Regions from separate parts of the Homo sapiens genome. Here region 1 is linked to region 2. A link is a contact called in ENCODE Hi-C or POLR2A ChIA-PET data. All regions are on one chromosome and are shown on one strand. Each heading gives the region's core, a stretch centred on a gene start or an enhancer-like site at or near the end of the contact. The rest is flanking DNA. Distances are from core to core; before and after follow the strand shown.

Region 1 (6,351 bases), core at 2,002-4,501, 160 kb before region 2:
TCCAAAGATGACTTTGAAGGCTTCAATATTTGAAGGGGAAAAGCAGGCTGTGGGAGAAACAGGGAGGGTACGGTCACATTCCTGAATCCACACGTTGCAAGAGAAAAGGAGCAGGTAAGGGAAAAGCTTACTATGTGTCCTTCTTGTTCTCAATAAATTGTCACTTTCCACAAGATAAGGTGAACACAGAGTGGAGACATTTAACCTTTAATCTGCTGCTATCCGCTTAGGAACAAAATGAAAGGCAGTTGCTTGCATCATGACTCAGCTTTCAGCTGAATTTTTTCCTTTTGGCTTAGTGAATGAGGGTCCCAGAGTTTTTATTTTCCTTTCACAATATCCTGAGCACTTACTCCACGCCATGCGCGTTTCTTTTTTTTTTTAGACGGAGTCTCACTCTGTCGCCCAAGGCTGGAGTGCAGTGGCGTGATCTCGGCTCACTGCAACCTCCGCCTCCCGGGTTCACGCCATTCTTCTGCCTCAGCGTCCAAGTAGCTGGGACTACAGGCACCTGCCACCACGCCTGGCTAATTTTTTGTATTTTTAGTAGAGATGGGGTTTCACCGTGTTAGCTAGGATGGTCTTCATCTCCTGACCTCGTGATCCGCTTGCCTCGGCCTCCCAAAGTGCTGGGATTACAGGCATGAGCCACTGAGCAAGGCACGTGAGATTCTTGGAGCTCATACATTTGCCCCCTAATATTCTAGAGGGGACAATGACAAGCCTGGACTCAGCAGTGACCAGATTGATTCTTTTGCATTGTCCCTATAAGATCCAGAATTATTTTAGTTTCTTCCTTCTTACTCTGTATATAAATTGGTCTTCAATTAAATAGGAAAAATAGGCTGGGCACAGTGGCTCATGCCTGTTAATTCCAGCACTTTGGGATGCTGAGGTGGGCGGATTGCTTGAGTTCAGGAATTTGAGATCAGCCTGGGTATTATGGCGAAACCCCATCTCTACCAAAAAATACAAAAATTAGCTGGGTGTGGTGGCATGCGCCCATAGTCCCAGCTACTCGGGAGGCTGAGGCAGGAGGATCACCTGAGCCCAGTTGAGGCTGCAGTGAGCTGTGATCAGGCCACTGCACTCCAGCGTCGGTGACAGAGTGAGACTTTGTCTAAAAAATATACATATATATATATGAGAAAAATAAACATGTACACATATAACATACACACGTGTATATATTAATATGTATTTGTGTATATATACATATATATGTTTGTATAAATATAGGGAGAAAACCAAAAAAGTTTTATACGTACATATACATTTTTCTAGTTTCTGGGATATGTGTGTATACATATGTATGTATGTATACACATACACACTTACCTTTAAAAGTTAGAAGGCCTCAGGGTAGACCCTGGCCTAAGCCACCAGCTTTTCTTCTTTCTTCATCTTCTGATTTCTCTAGTTGATGTCACCCAGTCCCACGGCTTTAAAATCCACCTACTTATTTGTGGATGACTCCTGGTTAAAAGAGAGGAAGGGAAGTGCTTAGTGCGATGCACTGGCAATGAAGGACCACCCGTTCAGGCTTCATTTGAAGACACAACCTTAAAAGTGAAATTGCCGGGTTGGCTGGCTCACGTCTGTAATCCCAGCACTTTGGGAGGCCAAGGCAGGCAGATCACAAGGTCAGGAGTTTCAGATCAGCCTGACCAACATGGGGAAATCCCTGTCTCTACTAAAAATACAAAAATTAGCCAGGCGTGGTGGTGCACACCTGTAATCCCAGGTACTCAGGAGGCTGAGGCAGGAGCTTCAGCCTTGAACCTGGGAGGTGGAGGTTGCAGTCAGCCGAGATCGTACCACTGCACTCCAGCCTGGGCGACAGAGCGAGATCCATCTCACGGAAAAAAAAAAAAAAAGTCAAGTTGGGGAACTTACAGCAAAACTAAAAAAGCTTTTTCCAAAGTGAAGAGTCCACATAAAACATGTGGACCAGAGTGTGAAATTGAGTATCCTACCTTCTTCATTTCCCACTGGGAGAATTTAAGAATATAAACATGCTGCCTGGACCCACATGTGAGACAGCTGGGCTTCTGTGTAGTTATAGATATACTCTAAACATCACTAAGGCTAGGGCTATGTTCTCAACCGGGGAGTGGTTTTGCCTCCATGGAACATTTGGCAACTGACTGGAGATTTTTTTCAGTTGTCAAAATTGGAGGGGAGGCCGGGTATTGTGGCTCACGCCTGTAATCTCAGCACTTTGGGAGGTGGGCAGATCACCTGAGGTCAGGAGTTAAAGACCAGCCTGGCCAACATGGCAAAACCCTGTCTCTACTAAAAATACAAAAATTAGCTGAGTGTGGTGGTGCCTGCATGTAGTCCCAGCTACCCAGGAGGCTGAGGCAGGAGAATCAATTGAACCCAGGAGATAAAGCTTGCAGTGAGCTAAGATCAAGCCATTGCACTCAAGCCTGGATGACAAAGCGAGACACTGACTCAAAAAAATAAAATAAAAAATAAAAATTGGACGGGAGATGCTAATGGCATCCAGGTAGAGGCCAGGAATACTGCTAAACATTCTACAATTCACAGGACAGCCATCCAGACATTATCTGGCCCCAAATGTCAACACTCCTGAGATTTAAAAACCCTGGGCTGAGGATAAGTCCTTTCTCTTGCCTGTCCCCTCCACCCTCCCATTCTATCCCGCTTTGGAGCTCTCATCCCTTCAATGATGTTCTAATTTAAATACTTATGACTCTATCAGTTTAGACAACTACTTTTCACAGTCTAAGTCTCAGTTTCTGTAGTAGCTAACCTGCAAAGATTGCCTCCCATAAAACACACCTCTTGTATTTATGCCCTCAGATAGTCCTCTATCCTTGAACCTGACTCATTTTAACCAAAGGGATGCCGCAGATGTTACACAAAGCTGGATCTGGGCCTAAGCCTTAGGAAGGCCTGGTGGCTTCTGCTTTTGGGGGCGTGAAGGTGCCATGTACGAAGTCAACATGGAGAGGCCATGTAGACAGAGAGAAGCTCTGAAACTGCATGAGGAGAGAGAAAGGACCTGTGTCCCAGCCGAGCCCAGCCTTCTGACTATTCCTGTCAAGGCATTAGACAAGCCCATTGAGCCTCATGGTAACTGTAGGCAATGCAGACATCCCAAGGAACAGAGGAACTGCCCAGCTGAACCCAGTCAGCTCACAGAATTCTAAGAGGTAACAAAACAGCTATTGTTTTAAGCCAGGGAGTTTTGAGATAGTTTGTAATGCAGCAACAGACAACTGAAACTGTTACCTTATCTCTCTACAATGAAAAGATGGTATGAGATCAGATTTCAAATTATTTTTAGACTCAGAATCCTAAACAAAATCTTATCTGGAAGCACAATATATGTATATCTGTGAGGAATGCTTTTTGAGACGCAAGGACAGAAAACTCTGCACTGGTTTAGACAATAGTGGCTTCTTCCTCACATGGCAAGAAGTCTGGAGCCAGGTGGTTGCCGGAATTGGTTCAGTGACTCACGGAGGTCAGAGCCAATGTTTCTGAGATTCCAGGCATTCCTGTGCTTACAGCCACATGGTCACAAGATTGCTGTTGTAGTGGCAGACATGATGTTAGCATGGAAGGGAGGAGGAAGACAGGAAAGGACCATATCAGCCACATATGTCCCTTTTTAGTAAGAAAATAAAAGCTTCCTAAAAACTTTAGCAGCAACTGCTAAAGTGGCTTATTCTCACATTTCATGGGCTAAAACTGGGTCATATGCCAATCCATAGCTTCCAGGGAGACTGAGAAACTGAGGAAGAGGATTGTCATGAATGACCTTGACCACACTCCATAGCTTGAAGTTGAGCCCATTTCCCTGCACACAAAAATCAGGGTCAGGAAGAAAGAGTGAGGGAAGGGTTCTGAGCAATAAATAACTAGCTTCTGAAACAATGTAAAAAAAAAAAAAAAAGCATAAAATGCAGTTAATCTGATTGAATTAGGGGAGATGGGGCATGTATTTCTATCAGCTCAGCTCCTCCTCTTTCCTGGCTATTTCCCGCTATATCCTGGATCCCAGGGGACTCCAACAAAACCCCAGTACTCCAGAGACCCACGTCTAAAAATCACTCAACTATATCTTAACAAATCTTCCTGCTCTAACATTCTGGAATCTGTACAGTCAATTGATGTAATTTCTTGTCGTTATCAATTTACATACTTTCTATATGGTGGGATAAGCATCTTAAATTTTACCACCTGTCTCAGATTGTGAGAGCTCCCCTTTCAGTATCATGATATTTCATTGTCATTCTTTCATTTATCAAGGTCCTTTAGGAAACCCTCATATCTCTCCCAAGTGTAAAACCAGTAACAGAATAAAAAATATTTTATCGGCCAGGCGTGGTGGCTCACGCCTGCAATCCTAGCACTTTGGGAGGCTGAGGCAAGTGGATTGCTTGAGCCCAAGAGTTTGAGACCAGCAAGCTGTGATCAAGCCATTGCACTCCAACCTGGGCTACAGAGGAAGACCCTGTCTCAAAAAATATATGTATATATTTTTTTCTTGATCATTGTTCCAGTGATCTTCACAAGTACTCTGTGAGGTAGGTATTATTACTCCCATTTTACGGATGAGGGAATGAAACTCAGGAAGACAAGAAACTGGACCACATTTACACAGTTCTGGAACTGCCACCCAAATCATCTGAGCCCATATCAAGAACTCTTTGTACTTACTAAATTCTACAATCTCAGACAAGCATCACGCCTGTAATCTCAGCACTTTGGGAAGCCGAGGCAGGTGGATTGCTTGAGCTCAGGAGTTCAACACCAGCCTGGGCAACATCAGAAAACCCTGTCTCTACCAAAAATACAAAGCAATAGCCCAGCATGGTGGTGCATGCCTGTAGTCCCAGCTATTTGGGAGGCTGAGGTGGGAGGATCGCTTGAGCCTGGGAGGCGGAGGTTGCAGTGAGCCGAGATTGTGCCACTGCCCTCCAGGCTGGGCGATGGAGGGGGGACCCTGTCTCAGAAAAAAGAAAGAAAGAAAAAGGGCTTAAGTTAATATTTAAAAATGTAAAAATATATTAAAAACAGAGGAAAAAAATTCTAGAATTCCTTCCAGTACCTGGGAGTAGAGTAGAGAAAAAGTCAAATGAGGTTTTTGCTCTCATGGTATTTATTTTCTAGATGAGAAAAACACTAAAAAGCACAAACTGGGGCAAGTAAATAAAGCCATGACTCTAGCTAGTACATTAAGGAAAAGATACAACAGGGCAAAGTGTTGAAAGAGTACTGTCAGGATAGGGTGGGAGCTCCTCTCAGCCGGGTTATTGGGGAAGCTTCTCCGAGAAAGTGGTCATTTGTGCTGAGAAAGTCTCAGCCATGAGACTGGGGAAAGAGCTCCAGGTCATCATGAAGAACTTGCGTATCTGAGGCATTTTAAGGAGACCACTGTGGTTGGACTGGTGGAAGGTAGGGAGGAACTGAGGCCAGAGGAGAGGTGAGAGAGGAGAGTGGGAGCCAGCTTGTTCATTTGTACACAACTGGTTACTTCACAAAGCCCACCTTCCCCAGGATGCTATTCAGAAGATGCACTCTGCTTTCACTTTTATCTCCTTTGAGGATCAAGAACTAGAAAGTTCAGACCCCATGATGCAGATTCTGGAACCTAGTGGTTTTCTAAAAGTAGGCTTGGAAGAGAAATGGAGACAGAGAGTCAAAGGATGAATCTTCCTAATCATCTTTCTTTCTTTTTTCTCATTTAGAAGCTGGCACTGACTAGATGAATCATTGTCTTTGCAGCTAAGAATTGCTGCGTCAAGAAGATATGACACTTTATTTTATGGGGCATACACTCCATCTGTAATATATCTCTCCTGGGGTTAGGGAGCCAGTGCAATGATACATGCTCCAAAATAGGCAGGAAGAGTCCTAATGTTCCTAGTTCCACAGCTTCAGAATTTATGGGATAAGCCCTGGCTTTCTATTAGAAACCAACAAATAGAATTGATAACTTTAAAATCCCTCTAGGGTAAGGCAAACAAATGGATTGATGTGTCTGCCAGCAATTAGCAATACCACAGCATTATTGCCCTAATAAACTTCACATAAGGCGTTTGGGTGTTTTTTTTTTTTTAAATTAAGATAAAGACTGGAATTAGAAAGTTAGATGTGCTCCTTTTAAGCTAGAGCACCAGAAAGCTTCCACAGACAAGGAGAATATTTTAGTGTGCAGGTGAGACCTGGAACCTCCACAGGGATTCCAACAAACCCCGAACATCATTTACAAGTTTTCTTTTTTTTGGGATGGAGACTCGCTCTGTTGCCCAGACTGGAGTGCAGTGGTGCAATCTCAGCTCACTGCAACCCCTGCCTCCTGTGTTCAAGCGA
Region 2 (7,067 bases), core at 3,907-6,406:
ATGGGAGGATCACTTGAGTCCAGGAGTTTGAGACCAGCCTGGGAAACATAGGGAGACCTTGTCTCAATAATAATAATAATAATAATAATAATAATAATAATAATAATAATAAAAATGCTGGGATGGTGGCCCATGTCTGTAGTCCCAGCTACTTAGTAGGCTAAGGTGGGAGGATCTTGAACCCAGGAAGTAGAGGCTACACTGAGCTATGATCACACCACTGCACTCCAGACCCTGTCTCAAAAAAGGAAAAACCAAAATAACAAAAAGAGCATCACTCACTTACTGTGCACAGACATAGTGCCTTGCCCTGGGGAATCAGTGATGGGTAGAATAGTGATGTTCTTTGTACTGAATTAAATCATTGTATAGCTAAGAGGATAAAGACAACTTGAGTAAAGGGCAAGTAGGAAAGGAATAATGTCTTAAGGGAGTAGAAGACAAAGGATGCAGTAGAGAGGAAGGAGAAATCAGAGAACGTTTGAATGCAGTAAGCTTGAGGTGAGCCTGAGATATTTTTGGAATTTAACCAAAGGAAGGGGCTGTCAAACAAAGCTAGTTCAGAGTCCCAGGATTTGTATCTTTTGGAGTGACTGTGCCCTCAGAAACTTCCAGAGACTTTTAGAACTCATTCAGGCTTTGGCTTTGGCAGTTGTAAGAAGCACCACAATTCTTTCTACTCTGGACAAGGGGCAAAATGTGGTTTTTTTTGTTGTTTTTTTTTTTTGAGTTACAGTCTCACTCAGTTGGCCAAGCTGGAGTGCAGTGGCACGATCTCAGCTCACTGTATCCTCTGCCTTCGGGGTTCAAACGATTCTCGTGCCTCAACCTCCCCAGGAGCTGGGATTACAGGCACACGCCACTGTGCCCAGCTAATTTTTGTATTTTTAATATAGACAGGGTTTCACCATGTTGGCTAGGCTGGTCTCGAACTCTTGGCCTCAAGTGATCCTCCTGCTTTGACCTCCCAAAGTGCTGGGATTATAGGCCTGAGCTCCCCCGCCTGGCTAAATGTGTATTTTTGCTCACAAGCACCATGGGCATCAGCTTTAAACCTCCGATATATGGGCCATATTACCCGGAACTCTGTTGTCTTCTGTACGACTTTTGGAAGTTAAGTCTACCCATGCAGATAAGGATATTTAATTCCACACTAACCTCAGCTTCTCTTAGGAACCACTGCAGAGAATGCCCAGTTTTTACCCAGTCTAAGGCTATTTTCGGTCAAGGCATGAAATGACTTTGTCATTGCAGTAAACCCTAGTCACTGTGCAGGTAAGCCTCTTCTTGAGATGGATTGCATGCATACCTTTTTGATGATACAATAAGCAGGTCTTTATTGGATGTGAACAGAGTTTAAAATGTTGCTGAGTTGAACATTGGAGGGTGAAGGGATTTCTCCATAGAGTTGTTCCTGCATGTTAAGAATATTGAGCTAAATTTAGAATGTCTTACACTGTACCTATTTTTTCCTGTGTAAGTCTCAAAAACTTGATTTAGACTTGAAGGTTTTATGAATGTCCCTACTTTTTTGTTTTAAGAGGGAGGAAGAGGGAAGGAGAGGGAGGTCATTTGATTGAGAAGGGCATAAATCGCAGTGGATGAGTTACCACAAAGTCAGTCCATATGGGTTACAACAGTTCAATCAAGAACTAGGCCAGGCGCGGTGGCTCACACCTGTAATTCCAGCACTTTGGGAGGCTGAGGCGGGTGTATCACCTGAGGTCAAGAGTTAGAGACCAGCCTGAACAACATGGTGAAACCCCCTTTCTACAAAATTAGCTGCGCGTGGTGCTGCATGCATGTAATCTCAGCTACTTGGGAGGCTGAGGCAGGAGAATCACTTGAACCTGGGAGGCAGAGGTTGCAATGAGCCAAGATCATACCACTGTACTCCAGCTTGGGCAACAAGAGCAAAACTCCATCCCAAAACAAAACAAAACAACAACAACAACAACAAAGAACTAAAACATAATAGCAACCAGGAAGCCCCCGGGTAGGCTCGCTCCCTGGTAACCATTGTCCTGACCTCTATTCCCATTTTCTTGTTTTGGAACTTTGTACAGATAGATTCACTCAGTATGGATTCTTTTATACCTGACTTCATTTCCTCAACATTGTATTGAGATTTGTCCATGTCGCATGTAGCTGTAGTTCATTCCTTTTTCTTTTCTTTTTCTTTTTTTTTTTTTTGAGATGAAGTCTTGCTCTGTGGCCAAGGCTAGAGTGCATTGGTGCAATCATGGCTTATTGCAGCCTCCACCTCCCAGGCTCAAGCGATCTTCCCACCTCAGCGCCGCGGGTAGCTGGGACTACAGGCATGTGCCACCATCCTCAGCTAAATTTTTTTTTTTTTTTTTTTTGTAGAGACAGGGTTTTGCCATGTTATCCAGGCAGGTCTTGAACTCCTGGCCTCAAGTGATCTACCCATCGACGCCTCCCAAAGTACTGTATTATAGATGTGAGCTAGTGTGCCCAGCCCATTTTGACTTCTGTATAATACTATAGCATGCATATATCTACATTTACTCATGTGTCCTACTTTTGATGAGATTTGTGTTGCTTGTAGTTTGGACTATTACAAATTATTATACTGTCATTATGCCTTTTGGTATATATGTATTTTCATTTCTCTAGGGTATGCCTCAGAGTGGACTTGTAGGATTGGGTTAGACTATGCATTTTTCTAATCCCAATAACATAATTTTTTTTGAGAAGGATTCTCACTCTGTCACCCAGGCTGGAGTGCAGTGACGTGATCTTGGCTCACTGCAGCTTCTCCCTCCACGGTTCAAGTGATTCTCCTGTCTCAGCCACCCAAGTAGCTGGGATTACAGGTGTGTGCCACCATGCCAGGCTAATTTTTTTGCATTTTTTATATAGAGATGGGGTCTCATCATGTTGGCCAGGCTGTTCTTGAACTTCTGACCTCAAGTGGTCCTCCCGCCTCAGCCTCCTGAAGTGCTGAGATTACAGGTGTGAGCCACCATGCCCTGCCTTCAATAGGTAATTTTAAGCAGTGTTCCAGCTCTTCTAGTTTATGTTACCACGAGTAGTCTATGGGTTTCCATTATTTAACGTCCTTGTCGGCGCTTGGTATTGATGATCTTTTAATTTTAGCCACCTGAAAGTATGCCTACTTTGAATTTTTTAAATTTCTGTGTTTCACTGTAAAGAAATGAGAGTGAGGTTTAGAGCCAGAAACTCTGAATGAGTTTAGCTTTAACCCTGGTTGAAGGGCTACTAGGTGATCATTTGAATCCTTAACTGAAGGTGGGGCCATTTTGTTAGACTTCACCCTACAGAATCTCACACACCAAGGTCCAAATGCCGGTGGCAGGCTATGTAAACCTACATAGTTATTTACCTCTTTGAGACTCAGTCTCCTTATCTGCAAAGGGATGTCATTTTAAATTCCTCACCGAGTTGGTATGAAGAGCATCAGTCATTCCACCAAAAAGCACTTAGTTCCTGGCCCATAGTTATTATCAAACAGTGAGTCACAGGAAGATGCGGCTAGCTACATTGCTGTAGAATACTCTTATATTTATTTTAGTTTATCTATTTTTAGGGGAAACAAAGTTATTTCACCCAGAGCATTAGACGTCAAAAGTCGATATATCCTTTCTGGAACTGCCTTGTTTGTTTGATGTCCTGGTGTTTTGAAGGCTGGCATGTTTATGGCCGGGCAGAACCATAAACACTCCTTCGGCCCAGGGCTGCCCTGGATTTGTGTATATTTCATACATGGGCAGTGGAGAAGGAAATCATCTTCAGCTTGTGTTTTGACACAGAGAAGTTTTGCTTTTCGTTTATCTACTCTCTGCATCCTCCACCGAAAACAAACAGAACACTCTGGCATGGGTAAATATTGTGACTGGCGGCCTCAGTGGTGTTGTTTTTCCCTTTGCTACAATTGCTGAGAGACTGATGGTGGCATTGTAGAAGATCCATGGTTGTCATTCTGATACTTCAGCCAGAACCATAGCAGTTCTGGAAATGAAAAAGTGAAGTAAAGAAAAATAAGAATTACAAGACAATTTTTTTTTTCCAAGGGAAATTGTAAGGCATTTCAAGGATGGAAAGGCAAAAATGTTATATGGTTTTGCATTTCTTCTCCTAGCAGCGATATTCATCATGCCACCACTCCTGAGCCTTAGAATAGATAGACTCTTCAAAGACAGCTGAGCTTCATTTCAGGTGGGTTCCCTCCGAGCCTTCTCCTGCTTCATTTGCCCTGCTTAGTGAAACTCAGCTAGAATCAAGGTGCAACTGGTCTAGGAGGCTAGGAGAGGTGTAACCACTTACTATGTAGCCACTGAGAGTTTGGCCTGGTGGAATTTCATTTGCAATTAATTACGTTTATTTATTTATTTAGTTTTAAGAGGCAGTGTTGTCCAGGCTGGCCCTGAACTGCTGGGCTCAAGTGATCCTCCTGCTTTGGCCTCCCAAAGTTTTGGGATTACAGGCGTCAGCCACCACACCTGGCCAAGGTTATTTTTTATTAGCTTAAAAAGTTATTTACCTCTAACGTGTTTTCTTCGCTTCCCCCCTCCTCCCTGTCTCTGTGTTTCTCCCCATCTCTCATTCTCTCTTTCTGTCTCTGTCTCTCTCTTTCGGGAAGTTAAGTAAGGGAAGAAAGACCAGATGAGAGAGGTTAAAACTGCTGGGCTCTGATTTCACAAACAGGTAGTCTTTTGCTAACTGCATGATTTTGAGCAAATTCCTTCATTTTTCTAAGTCTCAATTCTTTCATCTCTCAGTGGAGGTAACAGTTGTACCTCTTTTGTTATGAGGGTTATGTTCAGAATGACAAATGTCAGAATTTGCACAAATAGCAACAGCTGCCCTTACCTGGCACTTCCTCAGTGCCAGGCACTGTTCTGAGTACCTGCTTGGTATATATCCCAGCAGCCCTGGGGGTTGGGGCCTGTGGTTTATAGGTGAAGAAACTGAGGCAGAGAGTGTTTAAGAAACTTGACTTAAGATTCCTCCAGCAACAAGTGGCAGAACTGAGATTGGAGTGCGAGGCTGTGTAGTCCAGAGTCGAGGTCCTCTGTCGCAGCACTGCCATTTCCCCGCCGTGCCGCCTGACAACACACCCCGCCCCTCCTCCTTCTCTCTGTAGATAACTATTTCAGTTTGGCATAACTTCCTTTGTAATTTGTAGCAACAAACCTGGGGTCAGACACTCCACTGCCTGTGCATCTTGCCTGTTTCCGGATCCGCCGTGTCACAGACATTTTCTATGTCAGTGCCTATGGCTCTACCCAGGTAAAAAATTAACCACCTTGGCAAGCGCTGCCCATGTCGCTCCTGCTTGCCGGGGCTGGCTTTCTTTCAGAGCAACCCCGTTCTAGCTGGCCTGCTGCCTAGGCCCTGGCTTTCTTTCCCACAAAATAGCTTCTGAAAAAAACTGTGGGAAACAAATGGCTTCAGAGGTTTTTAGAAACAGAAGTGCAAACTCTAACAAATTTCATCTGGCCCAAAAATGTTATTACCCAAAATCTTGAAAATATTTTCTTATAGGATTATTCCCCCAAGGTTGTTAATCTGAGAACGATCCAGGCCTAATAGGCCTGACTTTTTGCCCCCTGATGTTGGAGTCTTGAGTAGTTGAGTGCCGGAGTATGGGGGGTTGGGGTAAAAATATTCCTCTGGAGGAAATGAAGTCATTTTATTTAACATTATAGCTACCACTGGGACTCTATCATTTTAGAAAGGGAATGCCAGTTCACACAGCCAAATGAAGCTTTTAAATTAGTCCAAGAAACCTTTTAAAAGGTAGCACTAGGTTTTCAGTTCCACAAACATTTATTGAGTCTATCTGTCCTAAAGATTTTTGCCATAGTTAAATTTTACCTAACGAACATTGCCTTTCTAGATAAATGTTATTGTAACATTATCTGCTTCTCTCTTTCAGTGGTTGGCATTTTACTTTCGGTGCTACAGAGTGGCAGCAAGCTACACTGTTTCTGTGCTGAGGTTGTTGTCTGAGAGAGATTTATCTGGCCCTGTGAGCCCCGCACAGCAGGGAGACAAACCTTGATTTGTTCAGTGGAGGAAAGAATGTGGCCTTGTACACCTGCCTCCCTGGATACACCTGTAGGGCTGGTTTCCCTGCTGAAACCTCCCTGTGGAGCTCTTGACACTGGTGCAATTGGCTCAGCCCTGGCAACAGTGTCAACAGAAACTGGGCTCGGAGGGACCCAGGTTTCCGTGTCCTTCTCTTGCTGGTTAAATCCCAAGTATGTGTGTAATCGCTCTCAGGCTGGGGAGGTGAAGTTGAAACCTGGCTTATCACTGGGCCTAGATTCTCCTGTAGCATATTTTAGATAAGAGTGGAAAAAATGCCAGGCCCAGCATTAGCTGCCCTGAGACTGAGGAGCTTTGTTTTTCCTCATGAAGGCCTTTGGTTTCGTCTGGAAATCTGCCTGTGAATAGGCCAGAAGGTATAAAGGCAGCTGTCCTTACTTATCTAGTTTTAATTTTTCAGCAAGTGATTTGGAAGCAAGAATGAAGATTTGATCAGAACCTTTGCTCACTTGCAATGAGTAGAGTCTTGTTGCTTGTTTTCGTTTGGCATTGCCCTCCCTTTGAGAACACCATAGGCAGCTGCTCTCTGTTGGAATTCCAATTCTGTGACCTTGGGCAAATTACTTAACCTTTCCCTGAGCCTCAGTTGTCTCATCTGTAAAAGGGGGATAATAATAGTACTTGACTCATAGGTTGTATTAGGGATTGCAGAGTTAGTATTTGTAGTCCTTAGAACAGTATCTGCACATGGTAAGTGTTATGAAAGTGTTTGTCAAGACAAACAACAGGAAATACTTTGTACAGTTAATTATATGAAGTGCCAGTGATATTTATGTGGCTTTTTGTTGTTGTTTGTTTGTTTTTGAGATGAAGTCTCGCTCTGTCGCCGAGGCTGGAGTGCAGTGGCATGATCTTGGCTCACTGCAAGCTCCACCTCCTGGGTTCACGCCATTCTCCTGCCTCAGCCTCCCGAGTAGCTGGGACTACAGGCGCCCGCCACCACGCTTGGCTAATTTTTTGTATCTTTAGTA

What was found. A loop is a pair of places that touch in the nucleus more often than their neighbours do. ChIA-PET counts read pairs that join two places held with the same protein, here RNA polymerase II (POLR2A). Pooled maps may share reads with other maps.
Region 1: a map of PC-9 shows a loop between it and region 2 (9-fold over the local background). The contact joins the enhancer-like site here to the promoter of MAGI1-IT1 in region 2. A Hi-C loop is called at or near these places in 4 of 168 maps with a recorded cell type or tissue (PC-3, PC-9, endothelial cell of hepatic sinusoid and 1 more) and 6 of 50 pooled maps. POLR2A ChIA-PET finds 5 or more read pairs at or near these places in 2 of 52 experiments (Caco-2 and WTC11).

The regions. Positions count from the first base shown.
Region 1 is chr3:66,113,196-66,119,546 of GRCh38, reverse strand. No RefSeq gene overlaps it. Among named protein-coding and RNA genes, the nearest start is that of MAGI1, 77 kb to the right of the region's middle. Within about 2 kb of position 3,251, at least 13 of the 41 ENCODE cell types and tissues checked have a DNase peak (open chromatin) inside an H3K27ac peak, as active enhancers do; they include PC-3, PC-9 and gastrocnemius medialis, where a contact is called at or near this core.
Region 2 is chr3:65,952,647-65,959,713 of GRCh38, reverse strand. MAGI1-IT1 (MAGI1 intronic transcript 1) reads left to right here and starts at 5,156. Exons shown (of 3, transcript NR_145422.1): 1 at 5,156-5,274. The region is part of intron 1 of MAGI1 (membrane associated guanylate kinase, WW and PDZ domain containing 1); the gene reads left to right.